Regions from separate parts of the Homo sapiens genome. Here all the other regions are linked to region 3. Evidence: chromatin contacts called from ENCODE Hi-C or POLR2A ChIA-PET data. All regions are on one chromosome and are shown on one strand. Each heading gives the region's core, a stretch centred on a gene start or an enhancer-like site at or near the end of the contact. The rest is flanking DNA. Distances are from core to core; before and after follow the strand shown. Region 1 overlaps MYO5B (myosin VB). Region 2 overlaps MYO5B (myosin VB). Region 3 holds the start of CFAP53 (cilia and flagella associated protein 53). Region 4 has its middle 50 kb from the start of SKA1.

Region 1 (5,502 bases), core at 1,235-3,734, 170 kb after region 3:
GTGCAGGACTGGGTTGGAGCAGCCTTCACCCTGCATCAGAGGTATTTTGCTAATTGTGGAAACTCTTTGTCTGGCATTAGTATTCCTAATCTGTAGCCACTCTTGCATTTCTAGCTTTTCATTGGATCTGTGTGTTGCTGGACCATTGAGGAGGTTCCTTACCTGGCTTTTCTCCACCTGGATCGTATTCCTGCTGTGAGTTCCCTCCCAGCAATCTGTCTTCCTTTTCTAAGAGTTAAGATTTGGAGGCTTTTTTTTTTCTTTAAGTTCTGGGTAGGATATGTATGCAGAACGTACAGGTTTGTTACATAAGTATGTGGTGTGCCATGGTGGTTCGGTGTACCTATTAACTCGTCTCTCCCCTCGCCCCACAACAGTTCTCAGTGTATGTTGTTCCCCTCCTTGTGTCCATCTGTTCTAGTTGTTCAACCCCCACTTATGAGTGAGAATAAGTGGTATTTGGTTTTCTCCTCCTGTGTTAGTGTGCTGAGAATGATGGCTTCCAGTTTGAACCATCCAAGGACGCAATCCTTCCTTCACCCAAGGACATGATCTCATTGCTTTTTATGGCTGCATAGTATTCCGTGGTGTATATGTACCACACTTTTTAAATCCAGTCTATCATCAATGGGCATTTGAGTTGGTTCCATGTCTTTGCTATTGTAAATAGTGCTACAATAAACATACGTGTGTGTGTCTTTATAGTAAAATGATTTATATTCCTTTGGGTATATACCCAGTAATGGGATTGCTGGGTGAAATGGTATTTCTGGTTCTAGATCCTTGAGGAATTGCCACACTTTCTTCCACAATGAACTAATTTACATTCCCATCAACAGTGTAAAAGCATTCCTATTTCTCCACAGCCTCACCAGCATCTATTGTTTCTTTACTTTTTAATAATCACCATTCTGATCTGCATGAGATGGTATCTCATTGTGGTTTTGATTTGCATTTCGCTAATCCGTGATGTTGAGCCTTTTTTATGTTTGTTGGCTGCATAAATATGTCTTCTTTTGAGAAGTACCATATCATTTTCCCAGTTTTCGATGGAGTTGTCTGTTTTTTTTTCTTGTAAATTTAAGTTTCTTGTAGATTCTGGATATTAGACCTTTGTCAGATGGGTAGATTGCAAAAATTTTCTCCCATTCTGTAGGTGAGGCATTTTTATAGTTATTTTTTCTTTTTAATATGTGTCAATCAATATGCCTAGGACTTACAGAGAAGATGGCCCCATACAGGAATATGATGGTCCAGGACTCAGGGATACCTGGCTGGTGCCTCACTAAGTACCCCTCTTCCCTGTGACCTTCTTTTTCCCTTCCATGTAGCTTTATCAAGGTACAGTTGACAAAATTGGCACTTAAGGTGTACAACTTGATGCTTTGATGTACATATACATTGCGGAATGATTATCATCAAGCTAATTCACATACTCGTCATCTATCACCTCACATAGTTACCATTTTGGGGGATTTGTTTTGTGGTGAGAACACTTAAGGTCTACCCTCTTAGCAAACTTCAACTATACAGTATGCTATTGTGAACTATTGTCCCCATGCTGTAGGTTAGATCCACGGAGCTTATTCATCTTGTAACTGATTGTTCAATACCTCCCCATTTCCCTTCCCCGGACCTGTGGTCTTCTTAAGGAACAATTGCCAAATAGTAACTGAAGTTCTAGGTTTTCATTGGCCCAAGCCCTGTCCCTCCCAAAGCAGAGTTCTGGGTGGGAAACTGCAGTTTCGGGTGATGCTGCTGGCTCCAGCTCTCCCTCAGCCACTTCCGCATCTAGGGGTCTTGCCATGCTCTGATTGATTGTTCCTTGCAAAGCAAAGACAAGAAGAAGAGAGCAGAGAAAGAGCCCAGTGCTTTAGGAGGAATCTTCAGCTCTGGTTTGGTTTGCTGATCCCTAGACCTGGAAAAGAGAGGGGAGATGCATGCATAGTATGTGGCTTTTGGCCCCCAGTGACTGTGCCTGAGCAACAGCTAGTACCAGGTAATGTCTTGGACCCTGACCAGTCAGTACGATGTGCTTTGGGGAAAGAGGAGAGAAGTAGAAAGTGGGGAGGGTGGTAGGCAGAGGGGTAAAACTTCCCTTCCCTCCATACCATGCAGGCCGTTTCTCACTTGAATATAGTTGAAGCATAATTCTGTGCACTAGTTGAGGTCTTCCTGTGGTCAGTGGGTCTGTTGACTTGCAGTAATAGATGCTTCACAGATACCAAAGGAAGCTGGGAGTCTTGTGTCTGAAAAGGTTATTCTCTCAAGCTTTTGCTGGTGCAACACAACCAGCATCATATGTTCCTGCCTTCAGTGTGACAGCTCAGGAGGAAACAAGATCCTGATTTAGCAGAAGCAGATGTCTCATAAAATACTTTAACCATGACAAAGTGAAACTGTGAATTAGTCATTTAAGTATTTACTCTAGTGAATATCCAAACAGATGTGCTCATGTAGAAAAGAAAATAAGCTCCTTCCTTCTGTCATTGGACCAATGTGCATGTGACTTTATAGTGTTCTTCCGGTTTCTAGCCAGGTTGTTGCTGAAATATCTTGGCTGTGTATCTTGGATCTGAGCTTGGAAGGCACCTATAGTGATGTGGGAGGTAAATCTCTGAAGGTTGCTTTAGGACACTGAGAATCTGTGTGTAGACTGTGGAGCCCTGGTCCTATGTCCAGTGTCCTGAACTGGCCCAGTGAACCCATGGCAGGCACACACGGGCCCTAGTAAATAGTAGTCTATATTTAGCCCTTTTGGTGGAGGATAAAGTTTATATATCTAATGTCAGGTGCCCATTGGCATCAACGAAGCCAGTTGGCTTTACAGGGGGAACATAAGTACAAGATACCGTGTATTTCTCAGCTAACTATTCTGCAAATTCATGTAAAGATGGTTGCTGAAATTATGTGGAACTTCATCCCCACCACTTAAAAGCAGCTCAAAGCTCCAGTCCTTGCCATATGTTTCCTGGGGGCCCAAATCACCCCTAATTGAGAATGTCTCACTTAGAGTAAGATCCTTGTGTTCTGTGGTGGCCTGTTGGTAGTAGAACCCCAAGAATCAACTACGTTTTACTTACAAGGCTGGCTGACTGGCTGGCTTTGCATCTAAGCCAGGCTTTTGGGAGTGGAAGGAACCATGGCATCTTGTTAGACTTCTGTTCCTCCTGTTCCCTAAGTCTCTACTGTGTGTCCCACTGTTGCTAAGTATCCTTGAAGCACAGTCTTCCTGTGTCACTTATCCACTCTGGAACATCAAACAGCTGCCTGTGTTGAGAAGCCTCCATGATCCTGTCCCACTCTACCTGTCCAAACCTACTTCTCATTATTGCTTGACATGCCTTTTTTGTTTCAGGTGTTTTGGGTTTTATTGTATCAGTTGTTCTTATTCTGAACAGTAGGTACAAAAGATATGAACACTGTTGTGTCTTAGGTTGGAAATGTGCATCCTCAGACTTTAAGAAACTCCAGATTGAGACAAGCTTGGATGCGGATTGAATTCATGGTCAGAAGATGAATTAAATGGAAAGAAAAAAAGGCAACTTGTGCTTGAAGCCTCTAAGCAGTTGCTGAGACTCATTCAGCTCTTGTAGTTGTGCTTGGATCATTCATATAAAGGCCGTTTTAATCTGTTCTTCAGATTCATTCAGGGGAGTATAAAGGTTTACAACTTTGACAGTGGGGCTGGGTGTTGACAGAGGTGACTAGGAAGCTGGTGGCCTTGGCATCCTTAGGGTTTTCTTCTGGGATTACAGGAGCTGGACTGCAAGGATCAGAGGTTCCATCATCTGAACTGCTGTCCTTTGGTGAAGGTTTCTTTCCCAGCTGCTCAGTTGACCACTGTTGGTACCTGGATTGCTTATGCTCCAAGAGCATGTATTGGAGTCATTACATTGATGATACAGAGGAGCTTACTACATTGTCCATGTTATCTATGTTATTTCATTTCTGTTTCTAAGACTTTCTTTTTCTTCTGCATAAATCCTACCATCTCTGCAAGCCTTTCCCAGTTAATCCAGTCCCCATGCCACTGTGCTTCCAATCTGTACCACACAGTTGGACATTTACCTTTTCAAAGCTAAGTTGTAGTTTGTAAGCTACTTGAAGTTAAGGCAGTCTATTTCCTTGTTGTGTATTTGCTTCCTCACAGCCAGCCTAGTAACCAGTAGATATTTTGGTATTGATTTTGATGGGACTCTTTAGGACATCTAATATGAATGTTATAACTTCATTGGAATCCATAGAACATGGCAACTAAGTTTGGAGCCTGTAACTCCAAAGCAACGATTGCTAGTTTACACCTTGCCCCTTAAACAATTGGAACAATACACCTATAAGATAAAAAAAAACCTGATTTTAAGTAACATAGTGTTTCCACGAATCTGTTGGTATTAACTGTTGTTGAAGTATACCCCTAAGTAAGTAGACAAACTGACCTGCTTGATGGAGGATGTTGGATATAAGCAAGTTATATTGTGGAGTAAATGTTAAAGCAAATATTTTATTTCGAAGGGAATTCTTTACTCTGACTTCCAGAGGTGCTCTCTTGGCTTAGACTTTGAATGTGGTTCAGGGTGTGAGAAGTTGGTCATTCTTGTCCTTTCCTGACTCATACCACTAGCCTCTTTGGCAAAAAGCAGTGTGTAGTTTCTTTGTTTAGGGTAGAGCATTAGTTTCCAGGGTGGTGACTTTTCTTTGCTGGTCTGAAGTCATGCTGTCTCCAGTTTCCTGTTTCATTCTCTGCTCCTCCTCAGTTTCACCAGGGTGTGTGATCCACTGCCCTCATTTCCTTGTTGGCAGTGGGTCCTTTGGCACCTGCGGCTGCTTCATGGGCAGTCAGGGTTTGCCTGTAGGCCCCGAGAGGCTTGGGACTTGCAACAGAAGTTTACCATCCTTCCCTAAGCACTGGCTTGTGTCATTTGATGACTACTTATTCAGAACCTGGAACTTTCTGCCTGTGAGGTCGACATACCCATCATGCTTATTGCCTGGAGAGGAAGCCCTACATTCTGCTGCTGCTGCAGAGTGATGATTTTTAACAGACCAGAACTTACACATCTAAATGAGTGTTGTTGTTCAGTGAAGTCACCTTAGGACAATGATTTAAATAACACCGCGATTTCTCAAGAAGTTTGGAACTTCTCTTATGGTTGAGTTCAAAGCCATTTTATGTTATATGTGGCCCAAACAAGTTTTATTAGTACAATTAAATCTTTATTGAGGACTTTTGATGGACCACATAGTGAACTTGGACTGGGAATCAAAAGAATGGTAAGGCAGGGTGTCTGCCTTCACTGTGCCTGCAGTCTGGCTGAGATGCACATGTGAGCCACACTAGCACAAGCCAGCATGCACTGGCCTGTCACAAGAGAGGTGAGATCAATTCTAGGGATGCGGAGGTGGGAGTGATGACATCTGTGGGGAATGGGGATGGGAGGAAAGTCAGGGAAGACACCAGCAATGAAAGACTGGGAGGATTTGAGAAGAAAGATAGGGGAG
Region 2 (5,785 bases), core at 2,144-4,643, 250 kb after region 3:
GTTAGTTAGGGATGGGGTAGCATAGGAAGAAGGACAGATTTGGTATAGGGGTAGACACAAGCTGGGGGTCGGGGGTTGGTTTAGGGCAAGGTCTGGGGATTGGTAGGCAATGAGAAGCAACTGGTAATGGGTGTGGGGTTTCTCTTGGGGGTGATGAAAATGTTCTATTGTGATGGTTGCACAACTCTGTAAGCACCTTTGAATTGTATATTTTAAATGGGTGAATTGTATGATATATGAATTACATCTCAGATGTCACCATAAATAAGGCAAAGTGACAGATTTGGAGAAGATATTTTAGAGAAGGTGGACAAGAAAAATGTCTCTTAGATGGTATCATTTTAGCCTAGATTGGATAAAGTGAGATTGTGACAGTTGGGACAAGGGCAGAGGTAGGTGTGAATAATACACATTGTAAAGAATCCTGTCCAAGAAGTTTGGTTTGTATTTCATAGATACACATTATGTTAAAGAATTCAGTTACTGCACATGCTAACCAATATGGAAATAAATCTACCTTTTTATTTTAAAAGGGGTTTCTCCAAATTAGATGCCAGCCTTTAAACTCTAAGTTTTATTAAATATAAAATGAATGCTTAAACCCTTAGGAATTGGGTTCACACAGGATTGGATCATGGGTTAATACATATTTTGGTGGAATTGAGAGTCAGGCACAGTAAGGCAAACAAAATAAAAAGAAAAAGAATGAGATTAATGAAACAGTTAATCAACTGGCCAGCAGATCCCTCAAGTTCTGGGTTGCATGGCACTCTGATCATGCTTTCCTGGGATCTGAAGGCCTTGCCTACTGTCTGATACCTCCCATCTTTGGCCCTTTCCCTGTGTCACTTCTCTACCAGTTGGGAATCTGTAAGATGGCTCTGCAAAATGTATCACCAAATTGTGATTGCTGAACAGGTTTTCGAGGTAGGCTTTCCAGCCTGGTCTTAGAGCCCATAGTGCTCAAGATGACCAGGACTGGAGGTGACTCTGGTTCCAGCAAGAATCTTAATATGTTCCAGATCAGCCCTTACCAAATATCCCATGGAGCACAATCACAGTGCTCATACCAGAGAGCTCCTAACAGGCAGGACGTGCTGCTTACAACAGGAGCTGTTTATTCAGCAGAGGCTACTGCAAGCACCTGGAGGAGGTGCTTGCTCACCTCGATGGCACAGAAGGTTGGGGCCTTGGAAGCTGTATTGGGATGAGATAATGTGGCGTGACTTCATGTGTCCCCAAAGAAGATAATTGTCAACTACCAGGAAGCCAGCTTCCCTTGCCCTGGGCACACCTGCTGCGCCAACAGAATATTTAACTTAAAACTGAAAATGCCTGTAGATTTTGACAGATGACACTAATGAAATACTAAAGAACACTTAAAAAATTTCACCTTTTGGGATTTTACAAATGTTAAGGGACTTCTTATAACTATTACTGAAAATAGTCAGATTTCAAGAAATAAAATTATTAAAGGAACACCCAGAATAGTTTAAGAAAAAATTTAAGCAAAACAAGCAAATTCTGATCCTGGAAATATTTGAAGATTGCTTTAATTACATTACCCAGCCAAAGGAGTGGTCAAATAAAACAGTTCCCCTACTCATGGGGAAAGCCATAGTTTAATTTTTGATCAAAAATGAAGTTCACTAGGTCAGAGGGGTTCATTTCCCTCCAATGCACAAGATAGTTAAGAACTTGTTTGTACCCAAAATTGTCCTCCCAGAGAAAAAGCCCACACATTTCTGTCTTTGTTTCAGCCCCCTGATCCCTGTCCCGTGAACCCACTGCAGAGGGAATTCCTATCTTTCAGCTTCCCTTCTGTCTGTACAAACTTCTAATTTTTGGTCAAGGTCAACCTTAGGGCTGTTAACATTTTGAAATCTAGCAAGACCCCCAATTCCAGGAGACTTCCCCCAGGGTCATCTTCTCTGAGCCCTCAGATTGTTGAGTCTATTTTGACACAGATGCTTCTCTTTGTCTTAGACGTGCTAGGCATGGTCCCTTACTTGAGCATCAGTCCCTCAAGGGAGCACTTTTCTTACACTTAGTTACACAGCTTAACATTTTACGCAAGGGAGCTGTGCGGTAAAAAATTGCCTAATGGATGGAACAGCTGAACCCCACCTTCATTCCCTTGGGGCCGAGATGTTTGTAGGTACTTGGGTAGAACAGACATCCTTCCCATCCTACAGGGAGAGAAAACACTCCATGTAAAATAGCAGCTGTCCCCTTTGGGCTCCTCATCCAGCCAGAATGGTACAGTGGGGACACTTAAAAAGCTCTGACAGATCTGTAAGGAGAGTCTGGGCTTCATTTACTGCAGGAGATAGGGCGGTAGGTGCCGCATTACAGTGAACTAATGTCACCAAATTGCAGGCTGTATCTCACCCAATCTGATGGCACCTTACACACCTCACCACAACCCATAATGAGAGAGTTAAGGGATCATTAATACTCTCTCTTACAAACGAGGAAACCAAGTTTTACAGAAATGAAATAACTTGCCTGAGGTGGAAATGCCCTTTCAAAGTCTTTTTAAAGAAGACCACTGCATTATCATTAATAAATAACACTGTATAGCTTCTGTTGTAAGTTAACCATACCCGTAGTTTTTTTTTTTTTTTTTTCCTTTCTCATCCATTTTCTCCATAATTTTGGGACTTTTTTTATGTAGACATTTGTGAAACAAAGTATTTACTACTTAATCAGTTTTTCTGCTACTGCTTCTCTTAACTGTGAGCCCTTTGGACCCCGGGTTTCTCTTCCTAACACTGCCCACCTCAATGTCATTTTTATGATACAACCTGGTTTTACTACTTTTTTAAGTAAAGAATTTGAAGGAAGAAGCTAGAGAAATTGACCACAATTGAGGGGGTCAAAGATTCCTGACTTGGAAGTAGAGCTCTGTGTCTTGGATTCTTGTCCATGGTGACTCAGCAAGCATACCCAGCGGCACCTGAGGCTGTAACCTGTGGGAAGTTCTCCCTGCCAGCCCCTCTGCTGGGCTAGGCAGTGGAGGGGGAAGGAGCAGCACTGGGTCCTGCCAGGGAAACCCAAGCTTTGGATAAATCTCTTTGGCTCTGTACTCTTACCGTCTCTGTGAAGCAAGTGAGTGTTTTCTGACCTGCCTCACGTTGTCAGAAGGGAAAACTGAGGTTTCGCATGTGATCTTGAAGTCGGGTAGAATGGATAATGATTGTGAGTTTTGGTCGTCTGTGTTACCTAAGTCTACTATTTTATTGCAAACTCTTGGCCACTTACATCTGTGCTGTATAAAAGGACACTCGAGAGAGGGCAGGGAGGTGAGTAATCCATTGGAATTACTACAAGCAAGATCTTGGGTTACTGTCTCACTGAGCCCAAGTTAGTGAGGGAATCTGTAATTCTCTCAAGAGGGCTGGCTGTTTTTGGCCTGAGGCTGCTATTGCAGAAGCTCAGTGCTTGACATAAGTGTCGTTTTCTCATCTATTGAAATGGTGTCATTTGTCATCTTAAAATCTCAGGGTGTAGGTGCAGTTGGGAGGGATGCCTCAGAAGCCTAAGGTGCTGTGTGGAGGCATGGAGTTGGCATACTCAGACCTGTAGGCCAGGATTTCCCAGATGTTACCACTCCAAGACTGGTGTGGCTGAAAAAAGTGGGTAGTATTCTTCAATTTTAGTTTTGTTAGAGATGTTTCTGAGGTCAGCAAGTTTTCCTGCCAGCCTAATGAATGATTGATTTGTTTTTCATTATTGGGTCTTTTCTGGCCCACTAAAGCGAGTCTGTCTTTCAAGGACTCAGATGTGTTTAGCAACCTTATGGATGTAATTCATTTGTATCCCAGGATCCACAGACTTTGGGACATTGTACTAAAGAGACTTATGAATAAAAGAGTACTTTAGATAAGTACAGCCAGCACTCACTGTGTGCTTGCTCTGAGTTCCACAGTTACATGAATTATCTGCTAAGCCGTGAGGTTGATTATGTCTTTGCTAGAATGCCTTCAGTCTGAAGCAGATTGTTTTCAAAGCAGCCTCTCCTGTGGTTGGACCCATGATGTGTTTGAAGGGTCCTTGCATGGGAGGAGGAAGGAATGCTAACCTTTGTCTACTTTGGGTTCTGAATTTACAGCATGGCTTTCAACAAACCATTCAGCTGCTGTGCAGTCAATGTCACCCAGGAGAAGAGAAGGTAGCAGCCACAGAAGGGGCACCCAGATGCTGAGCAATAGTTCCCTGGAAGGGGAAGCACTTTCTTTCTGGTGAATTTTCAGGGCAGGTTTTCTAGGATGGCCTTTGCATTGGGCCTGGGCGATAAACAGGATTTGCACCTGAATCTTAATGCTTGTGCATCTGTGTACCTCGGACATCCAAAGCTGACCAGTCTACATCATTATTTCAATTGTATGTCTGTCAACAATGTAAGTCCAGTTAATGAGGAAACTGTCTGTATTTCTAGGTGATTTATCATAAGCGAATAGCTAGAACTTGGAATTAATAAAGGTTTCTGTGGTCTTCAGCCAGGAAGAGCAGTTAATACATTCATAAATTAAAGGCTGTTTAGTTTTTTCAAGCTCATCTTTCAGTTCAGTGGTACATTGTATTAGGCTAATGTTGACCATGAACAAGTTACAAGGTATTTGAATTGCTGCCAGTTCCTGAACATGTTTATGTAGTGACCCATTTCTTAAGCTGAGTCTGTAGCAGTGCTTCTTAACCCTAGCAGAACTCATGTTCTAGTAGAATATTAGAAGCACTTGTGGAATTTTAAAAACAAATATCTGGGCCTCACCCCTCAGAGATTTTGATCTAATTGGTGTGGTGTGGGATCCAGCAGAAGTAGTTTCCTAAGCTCCACGAGCACTTCTTAATGTACAGCCAGGGTTGAAACCACTCTGTGGTGAGCAAATAATGGTTCTGCAGTCAGCGTTGCCTCTTCCCTGAACACTACCTATGCTGTCCCACTCTTTACACAGCCTGGCACCTCTGCTTGGAATGGTCTCTGGGAACAGCTCGTGCAGGGCCTGGAGTGTCAGAGGCCCTAACTATACCCACCGTACTACAGGGTCTGGTGCAAGGGTGCTAAGCAGGGCCTGGACACATTCAGATGAGTGTTTTGGAAATATGTTTCCAGCAGCAGTGAGGGGGAATGGATTGAGTAGGGCATAGAATTATCATGGGAAGACCAGTTCTGCTGTGGTAGCATCTAGGAGGGAAAGGAGGAGGAACAGGGCTTCGTGGGGTGGATTAGAAAAAAATTCAAAGCAATACAGCCAGCTTGGCCTCAAGCAGTAAAGGAGAGAAAGGTGTCACGGGCAGTTCCCAGATTCCCTGCTCATTGCTGAGCCATCCCTCGGGAAGGCAGGATGAGGAACAGATTGGTGGGGAGCTAAAGAGCACTGTTTTGGACGTGCAGGCCTTGGAGCGCCTGTGCACCTTCCGCGTGTAGTTGTCCAGTGGGCAGTTGAGCATATGTGTTTGGCTCTCAGAGGAAGTATCTGGGTTGGGGAAATACCAGTGTGGACAACTTGTGGGTAGCAGTTATAATCACAAAGGAAGAGGAGATCACCTCAGAGGCCACCTGGAGAAGTGAGGAACGATCTGTCGCCCAGGCTGGAGTGCAGTGGCACGATCTTGGCTCACTGCAACCTCCACCTCCCAGGCTCACACCATTCTCCCACCTCAGCCTCCCGAGTAGCTGGGACTACAGGCACCCGCCACCACGCCCGGCTAATTTTTGGTATTTTTAGTAGAGTCAGGGTTTCACCATGTTAGCCAGGATGGTCTCGATCTCCTGACCTCG
Region 3 (5,107 bases), core at 577-3,076:
TCGCCTCAGAAATTCCGACGAGGCCCTTTGGGCTGCACAACCTTGGGAATCCCCAACGGGCGGCCCCGAATCTGCGCCGATTTTCCCAAGCCGTACTTCGGGCCCAAGGCGTTTTCATTGCCGCCTTCCCGGAGGATGTGTGGTGGGGGTGGTTCCGCCCGGACCGACGGGCGGGCCCGGAGCCCGTTGGACTCGAAGATCAAAGAACCGCCCCTCTGGACACTCCAGGAAACCGAGACGACCACCTAATTTGTTTGTTTTCTGTTTCAGGCCACGTAAACTCTTAGTAAATGCAAATGCGTATTTTACTGAACTGCAATTGAAAGAACCGTTATAGAAAAGAACACAAAATGACAGAATTATTAAAAGAGAAGAAAAACATTATTTCGTGGCTGAAAAGCTGAACCAGCAATTCAGGAAATGGAATTCGTATTTAGAAACATACCACATACAAAATCCGAAGTGGGTGGTTTACAAATGATTAAGGAATGCTAATTTACAGTAAATTGCGTCCTTAAGAGGGCATACACATTAGTTGTACTTATTATATGTCAGTTTGACGTAGGTACTGATTTGTTGCATGTGCTCACAAGTGTTCTATGCTCACCCCCACTTTAGAATGGGAGTATCACAGTGTCATTCTTAATTGGCTTTTAGGTATTACCACCTTGCTCTTGACTGGAAATGCAACTGTGGTTACCACCTGTGCTGCAGGTCCGTCCTGGTTCCCTGATTTGTGTTTCCTGTTCTGCCTGGATCCTGATTCTCAGAAACCAGTTACTGGACTTCTGATCCACATCCTGACCCTGGTCCACTGTGACCCTCAGACTCTTAATTATGCTCCACCAGGTCGTGCCACTGCCCCACTAGTCCATTTGATCTGCCCCCATCCTAGGATATCCTGAGTCTAAGCCCTGGTTTCTGCCAATGGCAAATAGGAAGATTTTATTAACAGGTTTTAAAAAATTATTATTATTACTGGTTATTTGGTTTGACAAGGCACTTAGGCTCCCTGAGCTTTGCCTTAGCTGGAAAATAAGGATAGTATTACTTGCTATTCTATCAACCCTGTAAGATATTTGCGGCCACGCGCGGTAGCGCACCCTGTAATTCCAACACTTTGGGAGGCCGGCGGGAGGGGCAGTGGGGAGGATCGCTTGAACCCAGGAGCAGGAGTTCCAGCCTGAGCAACATAGCGGGACCCCCTGTCTCTTCAAAATTTGTTTTTAAATTAGCAGGGCGTGGTGGCGCAGGCTTTGTAGTCCCAGATACTCTGGAGGCTGAGGCCCAGGAGGACGAGGCTGCAGGGAGCCATGATCACGCCACTGCACTCCACCCTGGGCGACAGAGCGAGACCTTGTCTCAGAAAAAATCTGTGAGGTTAAAAGGCTGTGTGTGTGAAAATATCTTGGAAATTGTAAAGAACTACACAAATATAAGGTTTTCCTGTGATTATTACCGTCATCAAGATTAACCTACAGATAGTGCAAAATTTAAGCTTCCCAAAAAATGTTCGCTAACCTTTTTCATACTTTTAGACCATTACAAGATATAAATAGCAAAGTCAACTGGAATTGTAATTAGAGCTTTGATTTTTCTTGGGCTAGAGGTTTTTTCTGCCATTCTGATGAACCCTGGAGGAAGGGAGCAAGGTCGGCGGGATTTGGCCGAGGGGCGGGGTGAGGACTGCGCAGGCTCAGCTTCTCAGCTGGAAGAGGAAGTCCCGAGTGCAGGCGTCTGCGGCCCCCATGGTGACCAGACCGACTTCCGCCCGACCCGCCCACCTCTACCGGCCCCTAATCCCGCGAGGCGCACCATGGCAACCAGACTTCTGCGTCGCGGAAGCGGGTCCCGCAGGTCGCCACGGTTGGGGGAAACGCGGCGGACGCCGCCCCCGTCCCGAAGGGGACTCGAAAATGTACAGCCAGCGGTTTGGCACCGTACAGCGGGAGGTTAAGGGCCCCACCCCCAAAGTGGTGATCGTGGTAAGCACAGGATATGTCTGCCAGACCCTACAGCTTTCTCCATCTCTCCGCACTCCAGGCCTGGCCTATCCCACTTCGGCCCCCACCCGGGGCCTTCTCGAGGGGAACGGGTGTCGCCTGATGCAGTGGGTTGAATTTTGAAAGAAGGAAGATAAGGTCGCTCACCTATCTACCCCACCTCTCACCCACTCATCTCCCTCTGTTTTCATCCTTACAGCCTTTCATCTGCCCCCAAAGTTATAATATTTAGGTTCTGTTTTTGGAGAATCACCACTAGGGATCTTAGGGTTTTTCAGTCTCCAAGACACCGGAAGGATGTCTGTCCCCCATGCAGTGGCGAGTGTGTGTTATGGAAAGGGCACCCGGCCCAGAGACAGATCTGGGGGCAGGGCGGGCCTATGATTTGGAGCTGGTCTTTCACTCCTAGGAAAATCGTCTGAGGAAGGGGAATTAGGTTGTGAGTGGTTATAGCACCCAACGCCTTTCCTGTGCCAACTCAACCAGTAACCATTGCTGGACAGAAGTGTCCCTTCAGACCTGGGAAAAACTCAGGTGCCTGCCTCTAAGGCTGGAGTGGTAGTAGGCCAGGAAAATGTGCTTGCTGCAGAATTTGATGGTTCCTGCTGAGAACCTCAGACACTATTGGTCCATACATGTAGATTTTTTTGTTTCTACAAATTAGTTTCTACCCACCAGAAAACTAACATGTAGGCAGAGTTATTGCTTGAGCCCCTGCTGTGTGCGCAGTATTGTGGGAGATACAGGGGTGGATACAATGATCCTGGAAGGTTAACTCTTTATTGAAGCCTGAGCCCTCCCTTCAAGGAGCTTATACAAGTCAAGTATCCCTTATCTGAAATGCTTGGGACCAGAGATGTCTAGGATTTCAGATTTTTTTTTTGGATTTTGGAATACTTGCATATACATAATGCAATATCTTGGGGAGGGGACCCAAGTCTAAACACAGAATTTATTTATATTTCATTACCTCGAAGGTAATTTTATTTTCCCCTTGGGGATGCTGAATAAATATGTGTTGTTTGCTTGTGTTTTGACTGTGACCCCTTACATGAGGTCAGGTGTGAAATTTTCCACTTATGTCATCATGTGGGTGCTCAAAAAGCTTCAGATTTTGGAGCATTTCAGATTTCAGATTTTCAAATTAGGGGTGCTCAACTTGTAATCCAATTGCAAAAAAAAACTTAGGTAGAATGAAACCACTAAAGGTTAGCACGGTAAATAATGATGTGCTATATTGTCTGTGATGTCAGTTGATGGATGAAAGATCAGTGATACAGTTTTATTATGCTCCACAGTGCACATAGCAAACTTCAGTCAACCTATAGACCTGCTCCTTCTTTAGGTCCAAGTACTGTAAGATCTGGAGCTGGAAAGCAGTAGATGGGACACATAAGTAGGCTGTAGGGTTCAAGGTGATAATTATAAACACACTTCATGAAGGACAGAAGATCTACTTTGGGTTCTGTATCCAAACACTGGGCTCAGGGGCTGAGCCATTGTTGGGTGCTATTACTTGTGTTGGGAACCAATAAGGAACAGAAAACAAACAAAAACACTAAACCAGAGAAGCGGGCTTATTGAATACTTTGCACCTAAGAAGAATTAAGAGGAAAAGGAGGAGGTTAGAGTTGGTGCATCTGCTCCTCCGGTGTCTGAGTGTGATAAGAAAGATAGATGTTAGAGGTAGCAGAATTGTGTTGCAAGAATTAAAGCCACCAGCAGATGAGACTTGGACCCTAAACAATTCCCCAGGAGAAACCTGTGAAAAATTTAATGTCTGAAGTAATGGGACATCAAAAGGAGCAGCTATTTGATGAGTGTCTCCTAGGAATCCATTAGGAGGATACTTATTTTGCTCATTTGACAGGTGAGAAAACTAAGATTCAAAGAGATTAAGTAACTTGCTCCATTCAATTAGTAATGGACAGAGGCCAGAATCAAACCTAGGATGTAAAGCATTGTTCTTTAAGACAACCGAACTGTAAATTGTAATCCTAATAACTATAACTGGAGATGCTACAATAACAGCCTTCAGTGACCTTGAAAACCCACAGTAGTTAGTAAAATATCCTGTGTTTTCCTGACTTTAGCATGGTTTAGAGCTGTGATGTCCAATAGGTAGCCACTAGTCACACATAGCATTTGAGCACTTGAAATGTGCCTAGAGTCACATATTGACAAGATAACATCTTGGATATATTGGTTAAATAAAATATACTATCAAAATTAACTTCCCCTGTTTCTTTTTACTTTTTTAAATGCAGCCACTTGAAAATTTAGAATTACATATCTGTTTTGCATTATATTTATATTGAACAGTACAGACTTTGAACAATACCACGACTGTGCTGGGATTGGCATCACCTTTTTTGAGAACTCCAGGTCATACCCCTAACTTATCAAGAGATTGGGTCCTTCCCAGACCAGAGTCCTTCACATGATTCCCAAGCCTTAAAAGGCTTCCTGACCCCTTGGGTACTGCTCATGGTATTTGTCACCTCTTCAGCCAAAATATCCCTCAGCCCTGTTTCCTGTCCTGACAACTGGAGCCAGTGTTTCTAGATTTACTTGGTGTTTCATTCCTGTTCTCAGCTCACACTGGGACCCTTAATTCCTGCTGTGTATGCTGCCAAGGGTGCCACTGTGATCCTCCTCTGCTTTATTTTCACAGATCTATATTCATAAAATGCCAACTGTATTGGAGAACAGTCATCTAATTAGCTGGCTCTAGGCTCCAGATAATTATGACATGGATTAGCTACTTTCCATGATATAACCCCCAGCATCATCTTCTGTCTCCTTACCACCCCAGGCTTGCCTTATCTTGTTCAGCTAAATCTAGGTACCTATATGTGTACCCTGAGCCCTGAATCTTTTCATTAAACTGTCTTCAAATGTTGATTTTCTTTCCTCAGGAGACTTCATTACAAACACCTAACCCTAGTATTCTGGTAATCCTGATGGTGATATTCTAAATGTAAAAGATCAGATTGACTCTCTGTCTCTTAAGAGTTTTGTTTCTGTGAATCAGCACCCCAGTATCTCACAACTTACCTAAGGATGACTTGATAAAACTGTTCCTGAAAATACAAAGCTCAAGA
Region 4 (5,244 bases), core at 920-3,419, 160 kb before region 3:
GAAGAAAAGTTTAGCACATCCCTCAAGATTAAGTATGTTTCTAAAACATCCTTCTTAAAGGATGCTTCTAGATGATCAAGAATCTCTAGTACAAGAAATCATCTTTGAGCTAACTACTAATGATCCCAAAGTAGCATAAACATTAGTTCTTAAAGCACTAGAGATTAAGAAATTCTAAATCAGATGGACATCAACAAGACAACAATATTTTGGGATTTTTCACTAAAATTTTAAAGGAGTCATAAACTTTTATGAAATCAACTGAGAATTCCACAACACCCATAAATTCATCTTATCAGTGATAATATTATAATAAGGACAGCAGTAATAAGTTTATTACTGAATAAGGTAAGGGAAGCAGAAACACTAAGGAGAAAAATTAAATGATGGTTGACTTCAATTAGGAAGACAATAGAAAAAGATTTAAATACTTTTCAACAGTAAATAGAAGACTGACAAGTTATTTCAATTTTAAAATATGCATCAAAAATATTGAAATTCCTGAGGGCAATATATTATGTTTTTAAGCAGTTTACACATTCTAATCCAACAAGTCAAGTCTACTTGGACACAGTAAATTTAGACTGATGGTTTATGACGCTCCAAACTAAAATCGGTATCATAAGACCATAAACAATCCCATTTATGTTTATTTTAATTATGATTAATGGTTTGCCATTTGTGTAGTTTTAAATGCTTTAAATAACCTGAACTTGGAATGAATCAACCTCCCCCTGAATTTACATGAAGTATTAGTTTTTTACCAAATTTGATTACAAATTATGAAAGCAAGTTTTAAAATTACCCTCCTTTGTTTTGTAATGGTAAACATCTTTTTTCAGACCTAAAATCATTCCATTCTGATATAATGGTAAACATTATTTTAAAATATTATTATTTTTGTTGTATGGTTAAATCCCATGGCTTTTCATATTTTGAAGAGTTCTGTAGCACTTTGGTAAATAAATATCAACAAATGATAAAGTTATCATGGAAATATAAATTGAAAGCCTTATTTATAAAAATGAAGTCATAATGCTTTTTCTACTCTTGCTGCTTTCACAACCAAATTTTTCTTTGTTGTATCACCTAATCAAAGTATGATGAGTGGGTCTCAGATTCAGCCTAAGAAAAGGAAGAAATGCTTATAGAAGTTCTAAAGCTAGAAAGATTTATCTACACAACTTACAGACTTTTTTGAGATATAATGTTTATAAAAATTTGGAAGAACCCAAAATGCCTAACAATACAGAACTAATTAAATATATCACATGAGAAAGTATGTATTTATTTTTTTATTTTATTTATTTATTTATTTTTTTTGAGACAGAGTCTCACTTTACTGCCCAGGCTTTGATCCCTGGGATCAAACCAGGAGGTTGGAGTGCAGTGGCATGATCTTGGCTCATTGCAAACTCTGCCTCCTGCATTCAAGCAATTCTCCTGCCTCAGCCTCCAGAGTAGCTGGGACTACAGGAGTGTGCTACCACGCCTGGCTAATTTTGTGTTTTGTAGAGATGGGGTTTCACCAAGTTGGCCAGGCTGGTCTCAAATGCCTGATTCGGGTGATCTGCCTGCCTTGGCCTCCCAAAGTGCTGGAATTACAGGTGTGAGCAACTGCACCCAGCCTGTAGGTATTTAAACTATATTATAAAACAGTATTTATTAACATGAAAATGTTTATAATCTATCACATGTTAAAAGCCAGTCATACATGTATTACATAAGGCTCTTTTTGTAAATTTGATAATGTGTATCTTTTTGGAAAGGAAAAACACTAGAAGAATTTGTTTTCACTCTTAATGGTGATTACCTTTGGGGAGATGGTGCTGTTGCGGGAATCAGGAGACTGGAGAGACCTCTGGGTGGAACAGGAAGATTTTATTGAATGCACTTAGGCCCCGTGGATTAACATCCAAAGGCTGGGCTCTGAACAAAGACAGGGCTTGACTTTTATACACACTTCTGAAAGGTGGTTGGCTAGTTTGAAACAAGTTTACAGTGGCGTGGAGTGCAGTGGCATGAAAGCAAGTGTACGGAAGCAGAACAAAGGCAGTTAATCAAACTGTGACAGGTTCATAACTCAGGCTTTCATGTGACTCTTGCTATGCGGCCCAGATGGCTGTTATCTCAGCTTGCTCAAGAGCCTTGCACAAGCTTATCTCATATCCTTCACTATGGTGCCTAGATGGCTGCAGTCCAGTCCTGCTCAGGCATGTCTCATGACCTTCACTGTGCTACTCAGATGAAAAACAGAAATTTACAGTCACTAGTTACAGAAAATAGGAATCCATAAACTCATAAAACTTGCAGAGCAGAGTACAACCACATGGAGTGGGGAGGAATTTTGTGGGGGACGTTTACTCATACCAAAGGAGAGAGGAAAATTTGTTTTTCTTTTTCACATTTCCTGCTTCAGTGCATTCTCTAATGACTTTTTCTCTTTCTTTCTTTCTTTCTTTCTTTTTTTTTTTTTTTTTTGAGATGAAATCTCACTGTGTCACCCAGGCTGGAGTGCAGTGGCGTGATCTCAGCTCACTGCAAGCTCCTCCTCCTGGGTTCACACCATTCTCCTGCCTCAGCCTCCCAAGTAGCTGGGACTACAGGTGCCTGCCACCACGCTTGGCTAATTTTTTGTATTTTTTAGTAGAGGCAGAGTTTCACCATATTAGCCAGGATGGTTTCGATCTCCTGACCTCGTGATCCACCCGCCTCAGCCTCCCAAAGTGCTAGTATTACAGGCGTGAGCCACCGCACCTGGCCTTTTTTTTTTTTTTTTTTTTTTTTTTTTGAGAAGGTATCTTGCTCTGCCACCCAAGCTGGAGTGCAGTGGTGTGATCTCAGCTCACTGCAACCTCTGCATCCCGGGTTCAAGTGATTCTCTTGCCTCAGCCTCCCCAGTAGCTGGGATTACAGGCACCCACCACCATGCCTGGCTAATTGTTTGTATTTTTAGTAAAGACAGGGTTTCACCATGTTAGCCAGGCTGGTCTCGAACTCCTGACCTCAGGTGATCTGCCTGCCTCGGCCTCCCAAAGTGCTGGCATTGCAGGCATGAGCCACCACACCTGGCCCCTTATGACTTTTTTGTTTCCTTATGAATGTCTATGCATAAGACACTGTCTGGAACATTAAATCATCTTGAAAGTGCATGTCTGTGGGATCATATCTGGACTCTCAGTTAACAGAAAACTTGTAAATAATTTACGATTTATCTTTTTAAAAAGTTAGAGCAGATTCATATTTATCCCTACAATGACTTATTGCTCACTTTATATTCTTCTACATGCTCTCTTAAGCAGGGAAGAAAAGGGTAAGTATAAGATACACTTGAAGGTTGGGCATACTCCTGGATTCTCACCTGTATATGTGTCATTTATGGCTATGTTAGATGCTGTTCCTTCTACTTGGAACCCATCTCTTCCTAATCACTCTCAGGTCTAAGCATAAGTGCAACTTCCCCCGGAAATTTTCCTTGATCCCTTGTGTTAGGCTATTCTTGCATTGCTATAAAGAAACACCTGAGGCTGGGTAATGTATAAAGAAAAGAGATTTAATTGGCTCATGGTTCTGCAGGCTGTATCAGCATGGCTCCAGCATCTGCTTCTGGTGAGGGTCTCAGGAATCTTCCAATCATGGCAGAAGGTAAAGAGGGACTGGGGGAGCAGGTGTGTCACATGGGGATAGCCAGAGCAAGAGAGACAGGCAGAGGTGCCACACACTTTCAAACAACCAGATCTCATGAGAACTCACTATCAGGGGGACAGCATCAAGCCATGAGGGATCCACCCCAATGACCCAAATACCTCCCCTCAGGCCCCACCTCCAACATTAGGGATTGCAATTTCAGCATGAAATTTGGCGAGTACAAATATTCAAACCATATCATCCCTATACATTTATATTAGGTGCTTTCACATGTCCCTGTAATATCCTCTATGCCCATATCAAAGCATTTATCACACTACTATTTTTCATTTACTTAGCTGTAATCCTTCCTAGAATGTGAGCTTCGTGGAAGAAAAAACTTATATCTTTCTTGAGATCACTGATCCTCAGTCCCTAAGACCATGCCTGAATCCAAGTAGATGCTCAATAGATATTTGTCAAGTGGACAAACAGATCTATCTTGTCTATTAGAGTAGGGGAAAAAAGATGAAAAGCCACTATGGGAAAGTTTCTCTCAAGATCTTCCCCAGAAGCCACTGACTAAAAAGGGCATGAAAGAGTATATTTCAGGGGACCAAATGTTCAGACCACATGCAGCCAGGAGAGGCTGAGGATAGGGCTGGGTTTACGAATAGATACAGGATGAACCAAAGAGTAGATGGAAAAGATTATTGAGAAATGGCCAACATAGGAGGTCGAATCAGATAAGGAAGATAAATTAAAGGCTAAGGAGACTGGGATAGTTGCTTTTCATCCTTATAAGTAATCCATGTGATCTTTTACGGCAGGGAACAGACTCTCGCTATTTGAGATTATAGCCATCCAGAGGAGGACTGTCAACATCACATGAGATTTAACCCCTTATAAAATTAGCCATTAGACTCTTGGGGCCCAATCTCTTAATGTTGCAAATGACTATTATAAAAACATGATTTTTAAAAATCATTCTGTCTCTGCCCTTATGGCATACACAAGCAGCAAATCACATCTGCCACATGAACTCCTAGGCTACAGGGTTAGAACACTGCTGCTTTCTAATCTTAAAAGGACAAACTGGGCTCCAGAACTGGGAATCTGGCAGTTTACATGACAGGGCTGCTGCAAATCCAGGAGTCTCGTCTCAGAGCAAGTTAGGAAAGCAGCAAGAGCTGTTCTCTCTAAGGTAGAAGCCAGCTTATGCTCATAATGGCATTGGTGTTTGTGAATATACATCTCTGAATCCAATCCCACCTCCAAGGAAATCCTCAGAATAGAAGAGAACACCTACCTCCATGCCCTGCATATGGAACAGCAGAGGTTTGGGTGTTCAATTCAGGGAAACAAATTATTGGTATGATTTATCATGCTCTCTAACTTGGAAATGCTTACCAGAAGTGAGTCATTTATTTCTAGATTACGAATACTAAAAGCTGCTTCTGATAAAATGAAGGACATGAAAAAAGACAGCTGGCAGAAGTATTTACCTTAATTATTATCTTTGATAATAAAAATATAAATAGAGACACAATTCTCTCAACATTCATCCAAGCTGTGGAAACAGGCCAGAATTAAGTGTAGCTATACAGTTGTCCCTCA

The links. A loop is a pair of places that touch in the nucleus more often than their neighbours do. ChIA-PET counts read pairs that join two places held with the same protein, here RNA polymerase II (POLR2A). Pooled maps may share reads with other maps.
Region 1: a pooled map shows a loop between it and region 3 (2.9-fold over the local background). The contact joins the enhancer-like site here to the promoter of CFAP53 in region 3. A Hi-C loop is called at or near these places in 1 of 168 maps with a recorded cell type or tissue (GM12878), 5 of 37 single-sample maps with no recorded cell type and 8 of 50 pooled maps. POLR2A ChIA-PET finds 5 or more read pairs at or near these places in 1 of 52 experiments (H1).
Region 2: a loop to region 3 is called in a map of naive thymus-derived CD4-positive, alpha-beta T cell, with 22 times the contacts of the local background. The contact joins the enhancer-like site here to the promoter of CFAP53 in region 3. A Hi-C loop is called at or near these places in 3 of 168 maps with a recorded cell type or tissue (GM12878, endothelial cell of umbilical vein and naive thymus-derived CD4-positive, alpha-beta T cell), 11 of 37 single-sample maps with no recorded cell type and 11 of 50 pooled maps. POLR2A ChIA-PET finds 5 or more read pairs at or near these places in 1 of 52 experiments (WTC11).
Region 4: a loop to region 3 is called in a map of heart left ventricle, with 5 times the contacts of the local background. The contact joins the enhancer-like site here to the promoter of CFAP53 in region 3. A Hi-C loop is called at or near these places in 2 of 168 maps with a recorded cell type or tissue (heart left ventricle and mammary epithelial cell), 3 of 37 single-sample maps with no recorded cell type and 14 of 50 pooled maps. POLR2A ChIA-PET finds 5 or more read pairs at or near these places in 2 of 52 experiments (HEK293T and activated T-cell).

What each region holds. Positions count from the first base shown.
Region 1 is chr18:50,097,118-50,102,619 of GRCh38, reverse strand. All of the region lies in intron 1 of MYO5B (myosin VB), which reads left to right. Among named protein-coding and RNA genes, the nearest start is that of MIR4320, 27 kb to the left of the region's middle. RefSeq lists enhancers at 2,128-2,277, 1,627-2,826. Within about 2 kb of position 2,484, at least 3 of the 41 ENCODE cell types and tissues checked have a DNase peak (open chromatin) inside an H3K27ac peak, as active enhancers do.
Region 2 is chr18:50,011,124-50,016,908 of GRCh38, reverse strand. The region is part of intron 4 of MYO5B (myosin VB); the gene reads left to right. Among named protein-coding and RNA genes, the nearest start is that of MIR4320, 110 kb to the left of the region's middle. Within about 2 kb of position 3,393, at least 3 of the 41 ENCODE cell types and tissues checked have a DNase peak (open chromatin) inside an H3K27ac peak, as active enhancers do.
Region 3 is chr18:50,263,214-50,268,320 of GRCh38, reverse strand. CFAP53 (cilia and flagella associated protein 53) reads left to right here and starts at 1,826. Exons shown (of 8, transcript NM_145020.5): 1 at 1,826-1,985. The coding sequence starts at 1,917. It also overlaps a transcript of MBD1 not described here. RefSeq lists enhancers at 45-234, 1,861-1,930, 2,101-2,230, 1,577-2,422.
Region 4 is chr18:50,422,221-50,427,464 of GRCh38, reverse strand. No RefSeq gene overlaps it. Among named protein-coding and RNA genes, the nearest start is that of SKA1, 50 kb to the right of the region's middle. RefSeq lists a cis regulatory region at 1,790-2,410. Within about 2 kb of position 2,169, at least 3 of the 41 ENCODE cell types and tissues checked have a DNase peak (open chromatin) inside an H3K27ac peak, as active enhancers do.